Regions from separate parts of the Homo sapiens genome. Here region 1 is linked to region 2. Evidence: chromatin loops called from intact Hi-C (ENCODE). Cell type or tissue: PC-3. All regions are shown on one strand. Links, peaks and the distances in the headings refer to the core of each region. The heading gives the core; the rest is flanking DNA. Region 1 has its middle 13 kb from the start of ARK2C. Region 2 has its middle 130 kb from the start of ARK2C.

What was found. A loop is a pair of places that touch in the nucleus more often than their neighbours do. Peaks named below come from ENCODE experiments on the same cell type or tissue, not always from the same donor. Only the 100,000 strongest peaks of a DNase experiment are listed, where the experiment ranks them.
Region 1: a loop joins it to region 2, with 3 times the contacts of the local background. A loop is called at or near these places in 2 of 110 quality-filtered maps.

The regions. Positions count from the first base shown.
Region 1 is chr18:46,319,904-46,322,818 of GRCh38, reverse strand. No RefSeq gene overlaps it. Among named protein-coding and RNA genes, the nearest start is that of ARK2C, 13 kb to the left of the region's middle. In PC-3, for the core only: no CTCF peak of the experiment used is centred there; DNase peaks (open chromatin) are centred at 278, 728 and 1,458; H3K4me3 peaks cover 1,260 bases; H3K27ac peaks cover 2,500 bases.
Region 2 is chr18:46,463,879-46,466,793 of GRCh38, reverse strand. No RefSeq gene overlaps it. Among named protein-coding and RNA genes, the nearest start is that of ARK2C, 130 kb to the right of the region's middle. RefSeq lists enhancers at 1-617, 1,521-2,020. In PC-3, for the core only: a CTCF peak has its summit at 1,346 (motif pointing left); no DNase peak of the experiment used is centred there.

The sequences.
Region 1 (2,915 bases), core at 112-2,611, 140 kb after region 2:
GTCCTGAGATGTGGGTCTGAGACCTTGGGGGAGGGCGCTTGCAGAGCTCCACACCAGCACTGCTCTGTCCCGTGTCCTCGTGCCTTCTCACCTGCTGCTTACCATCCCTCCCTGCGGCTCAGCTTGTCCTCCTCTCACTGGTGAGGAAACTGAGAGGTTGGGATACTTTATCCAAGTTGAGGCTGCAAAATTGGCATTCGGGCACACACCCGGGTGTGCCTCCCAGCCCTGGTCGCTCCATCAGGAGAGACGTGATGCACATTGTTTGCATAGTGTTACTTTTTGTCCCAACCCCCAGAAGTGAGGCTGGCCACACCTAGCTAGAGGAACTGGCCTCACCTTCCAGTGGAATTTGAGTGGCTCGGGATTCCAACGGATGCCCTCAGCAGTCTCCTCAAATCAGGCACAGTGCCTTAAAATGCCACCATCTCCATCCTTTGGGTTAAGGTATTGTTTAAAATGTGCCCTTCGGAAAAGCAATAAGTTTTCATGTAAATTTACGCAGAAGCACCCGTCTGATCTGTCAGCCTTCTGGAAGCTGAGTCTTCTCACAGCTCAGGAAACACAGGCACAGCCCTCCTTAGCATAGTTACTGAGGCTGCTGAATTTCCCTCTCTTTTGTCCGTCCCTCTCTCCCTTCCTGGGTCCCCTGCCCTCCAGTGAAATCTGAGAGCGTGCCTCTCTGGGTAGTCACAGTGCCTTGAGTCAAACACCTCAGACTCTAAAGATAGAGTTTCAGGTTTGGGTCAGGCAGAAGGGGTAGATTTGAGAGGCCTTCAGAGTCCCAGGAAAGACAACTGCTGATTTATAAGACTGGTCCTGGGGACTTGAAGGAGAGAGGCCAAGGGCAGAAGCAGGGCCTCTATGGGTCCAAAGAGGGGTGGGAAGAGGTCAGAGGTCATCCAGACCTCCTGGGAATGTCACCCTGCAAGGCAGATGTGGTCCAGGCTTCAGCCAACAATGTGTTCAGGCTGCATCATTAGAGATGAATTGATGGTTGATTACCAATAATAACCTCTCCAAAGCAAAGCCAGATGAGGAATGAATTTAATGAAGAGGGAAATGAGCTGACAGTGGCTTCATGGGGGGCCTTGGATCAGGGACTTTCAAAACCAGAAGGGTGAAATTTGAGCCTGACTGTTTCATTTTGTTTTATTGGTAATGGCAAAACACACATAACATAAAATGTATCATTTTAACCATTTTAAGTGTACAGTCACATCAAGGACATTCACATTAAGTACATTAGCAATGTTGCATAACCACCACCACAATTTCCAGAACTTTCATCATTCCAAACAGAAACCCCCAATCCATGAAGCACCCCATTCTCCACTTCCCCAGTCCCAGGTAACCTCTAATCTACTTTCTATCAATGTGCCTGTTCTAGGTACTTCCTGTAAGTGGACTCATAAAATATTTGTGGTTTTATGTCTGGCTGATTTCTTGGCATTATATCTTCAAAGTTCATCCACGTCATAGCATGTGTCAGAATTTCATTCCTTTTTAATGGCTGAATATCATCCCATTGTGTGTATATACCCACTTGGTTTGTTCATCCACTGATAAACACTCAGGATGTTTCTACCTTTCGCTATTGTGAATAGTACTACATAATAACTGAGGTACAAATACCTGTTTAAGTCCCAGTATCCTGTGCTTTTGGCTATATGTCTAGAAGAGGAATTGCTGAGTCATATGGGAATTCTATGTTTAACTTTTTGAGAAACCTCCAAACAGTTTTCCTGAGCCTTGCTCTTAAATCCTGGTAAAATATCACCCCCATTGTGCAGCGTTCAGTCCCCAGCTCTCTCCCCTTCTCCTAAGTCAAAATCCACCTAGCCCTCCTTTGTGCTCCAAGGCCACCTGTGCACATGATGAATGCAGCTCCTATCACTTGGCCTCTGGTCATCTGCTTACTGGTGTCCATGCTACAAGGGCCCTGGAGGCAGGGACAGCGTCTTGTCTGGTCTCACATCCCGGAGCCTAGTGCAGTGGTTGCTCATGGTAGGCCCCATAAATGATGACATGAACCCACATTAGTTTGAATGGGTGATCTGTTGCTCACTCACTCACTCCTTAGCTGTCTGATTGACCAACACAGCACTTCTCCCTGTTCTCTGCCAAATTACACCCTTTTCTTCTTGGCTGCAAAAGGGGTGCTCATGACCTGTCTACCTGTGAAGTGCTTAAGTGTAGGGTAAAGGATTTGATGCTCACTAGCCAAGTTGCCATGAGAAAGTTTTCTAAGCTCTCAGAGCCTTAGTGTCTTCATCTGCACAGTGGGGTTAATACCATTACCTACCACAGGAGGCTGGTGTGCACGTGAAGTGATATGTGCTTATCACAGTGCTTGGCCACGGCAGCGCTCCGCATGTGTTCACTAGCAGTCAGAGCATCAGGAGGACCCTGCTTCATCTCTTTCTTGTTGATGCCTCCCACATCTTCCAAGTTTGGTTTTGGATTTCAAATCCAGAACCTAAGTCAGTACCTGGCACACAGTAGGGACTCAATAAATATTGAATGAATAAATTGCTAGTTTATCTTCAACTCCAGTGAGCCATAGCTTTCTTTCCGGAGGCCAGAACAATTTGAGACCAGTAACATGGTCTGGGAGTGTTATTAGTCAGGCTGTTTTCACCTGTAATGAAGAGAAAATATTATTAATGGAGGCTTAAACCACTAGTTCATTTATTATTGACTTGGCACGTCCTGCAGTGGGAGTAAGTATGATATTAGATGAGTTCAGAGGCTCAACAATGTAATCAAGGCTCCATGCTCTTTTCATCTTTTCACTCCTTTAACCACAGTATATGGGCTTCAATTTTCTAGTTTATTGCCTCATGGTTGCAAGATGACTGCCCAGCTCATGAATCATACCCTCACATCATAGCATCCAAACAAGAGGGAAAGAA
Region 2 (2,915 bases), core at 315-2,814:
CTAACCTCAAGCTCATGCAAGTGCAGGGCTGGCGCTTGAGAGTGAACGCCTCCTGTCCCGGCCCCAGCAGAAAGCTACTCTTCTACCTATAGCTGCCCTAGAGCTCTGTATCCCAACAGTCCTAATCCTGAGGCTGAGACCAGGCAGCCAGCATGGTGAGTGTGTACAGCTCCTTTTCTGGAAAAGGGCCTCCTCCCTCAACCTATCTCACCCCAATACCCATTCTGCTAACATCCTGCGGTCCAGGATAGACAGTTTGTGCTGAAATGCCACCTCTCCTCTGGCCAAGCCTCTCATTAGGGCACAGGGTGAAGAAAACAAAGGAAGGGGAGGGTTCCTTCCCCGCCCCCAGCACCTCCCTTTCTTTTCCTGCAATCCTTGCAAGAGCAGCTCATTCCCTCCCCACACCCTCTTGGGTATTGACGGCTCACATGGCTCGAAAGTTCTTCCTTATAAGGATGGCTTTGTGAGTGACAAGGTTTTATATTAGCTCCTTCTTTCCTCCCCTGATTTAGACACAAGTCTGTATTAAAGAATGTTTGAGAGAACAGTAATTATATTGCTTTGGAGTAACTGCTAACAAAGTATTTCCAGATAAAAATCCCTCAGGGTCTACTTTAAAGAAGAGATAAGACTTATTTGCAATTAGCACAAGCTATTTACATACAAACTGTTGCACCGAAGTCTAAAAAACACTCTCACTTTTAAGTAGGTTAAACAAAAGCCTTCTAATGTTGTTTTCTTGGTTCTTTGGCTAAACAACCCTTTTCATCCAAAATTCTGGTACAAGCAAACTTAGCTCAGTCCAGATACATCCTTTCTGGATATTGATTTGTGGGGTACAAATGGATGAGTTCGGACAGGGCTATGGGTGCCCTACTTCCTGAGGACCCCCTAGTGTGTCCATCCTGAACAGGCACTCCCATTACTCCCAGCTCCTTTTCAGAGCCTGGCACCAGGCACCAACCACCCATAGACATCCCAAAATGCCCTGAGCAAGGGTAACATAAGGGAGTTTCAAGGGAACAGATAGGGCCATCTCAGCCTTGGACAAAGGGAGTAAATAGAGTCTCTAGGAAAGGAGGTTTTGGACAGAAGGGCCTGGAGAGAAAAGTACATTTGTCCTAAATTCAGAAGGCAGAAGGGGTAGTTTTGGTAGGGGCACCTGAAGGGTGGTGCAGGGGAGGTTGCTTATGAACTGGAGGGAAGATGGGTCTGTTCTTCCAGCCTAGTGGCCTCAATGTGCCTTTTCTTCTAGAGTTTCCAACCAAATGCAGAAAAAAAAATTGTTTTATCAGTGATTTGAGAAGTCGTGGTGCTGAGGCCTCAGCCACCAGCCCCCTGCTGGACAGGGACTGCTGGTGGCTGACCATGGCAGGAAGTGGGCAGAGGAGAAGGGTAGATATTGATAAGGTCTGGGAAACCATCTAGGAAAAGGAGAGGGAGGAGAGCCAAGAGGATCAAAGAGAGAGCCAACAGAAGGCAGGGTTTAAAAAAATAAATATCATCATCATCATAATAGCTAATATTTATATAATGCTCACTGTGTTCGAGACACGTTAAGTGCTTACACATATTATGTTCATCAAATCCTCATAAAAGCCTATGCAGCAGATACCATTATTATCCCCATTTTATAGATGAAGGAGCCAAAGCACAGAGAGCTTAAGTAACTTGCCCAAAGTCACACAGCAAGCAGCTAGCACAGGAAGCGCAAGCGTGGGCTTTTTATCAAACGATATGTTCAACGGAAGCTCCATATTTAAAACAGACCAAAGAGTAGCTGCTCTGACTGGTTGGAGGACCAGGGTGGAAATCCCAGGCCACTCAGTGGTGGGTAAGTGTGAGTGGAGACGTGTTATTTGCCAGGTTGAAGACTGCTGAAGAGGGCATGTAACTGAGGGCCAAAGGGAGGGCGACCGGACAATGCCTGCAAGAGAAGGATCTTGTTTCCCACTTCCCAGGAGTGAGAGGGGCTTCCCATGGCCTGCAGAGCACTGGGGAGGAGAGAGAGCAAGGAGCCAGGTGTGAGGTTGCAGGTGGTGGGGAGGATGGGGGGAGCTGTAGGGAGAAAAGTACTGGCTGGGAGGCACCCAAGAGTGTCTGGGAGTGAGATGATGACAGATTCCACTCCTCCTTAACCTGGGGGGTCATTATGGTGACAGGAAGTCACAGGGCACGTACCTGGATGTTTTCTGAGAACCTTTCTCCTGGGTGCTGCAATGGGAAAGGGGCGGGAGCAGAGGCTAGGAAGACTGAATATATTTTCATGTGTTGAGTGGACACAAAATCCAAGGAAAGAGAAATGCTCTCCTCGACCCTCTCCCTTCACCCCAAAAGCAGCCCAGACCTTTCCTCCCAGGATCAACCTCCATTGTAAATGTTAACAGATTAAACAGACAAACGGATAATAGAGGGAGGTAGGAACTTGAAATAGAGACTTGTGGGATTTTAGAGCTGGAAGGAGCTTAGGCTACCATCCACACCGGCAGAGCCAGAGAAGAGAAATGTCATGCCACATTCACAGGACTGGCCGGGGGAGGTCATGGATCAAATGAGACATAGAGAGAAAGGTATGGAAAACTCCAGACTTGGGTTCATCTCACTTGAATGAAAACTAAGAATCTAAACATTCATTAACCTAATGTAAACTATGGGCTTTATTTAATGCATCAATATTGGCCCATCATTTATAACAAATGCACCACATGCAAGATGTTACTAATAGGACAAACTGGTGTGGAGATGAGAGGGTAGGTGGAAATCTTTGTATTTTATGCTTATTTTTCTGTAAACCTAAAACTGCCCTACAAAATAAATTACTATTTTTTTCAAAGTTCATTAATGTGGGTTCTGTTTGCAGTTTTTCATTCACTGACCCCAAACTTTTTGGAGGGCAGATTCTAGACAATGCA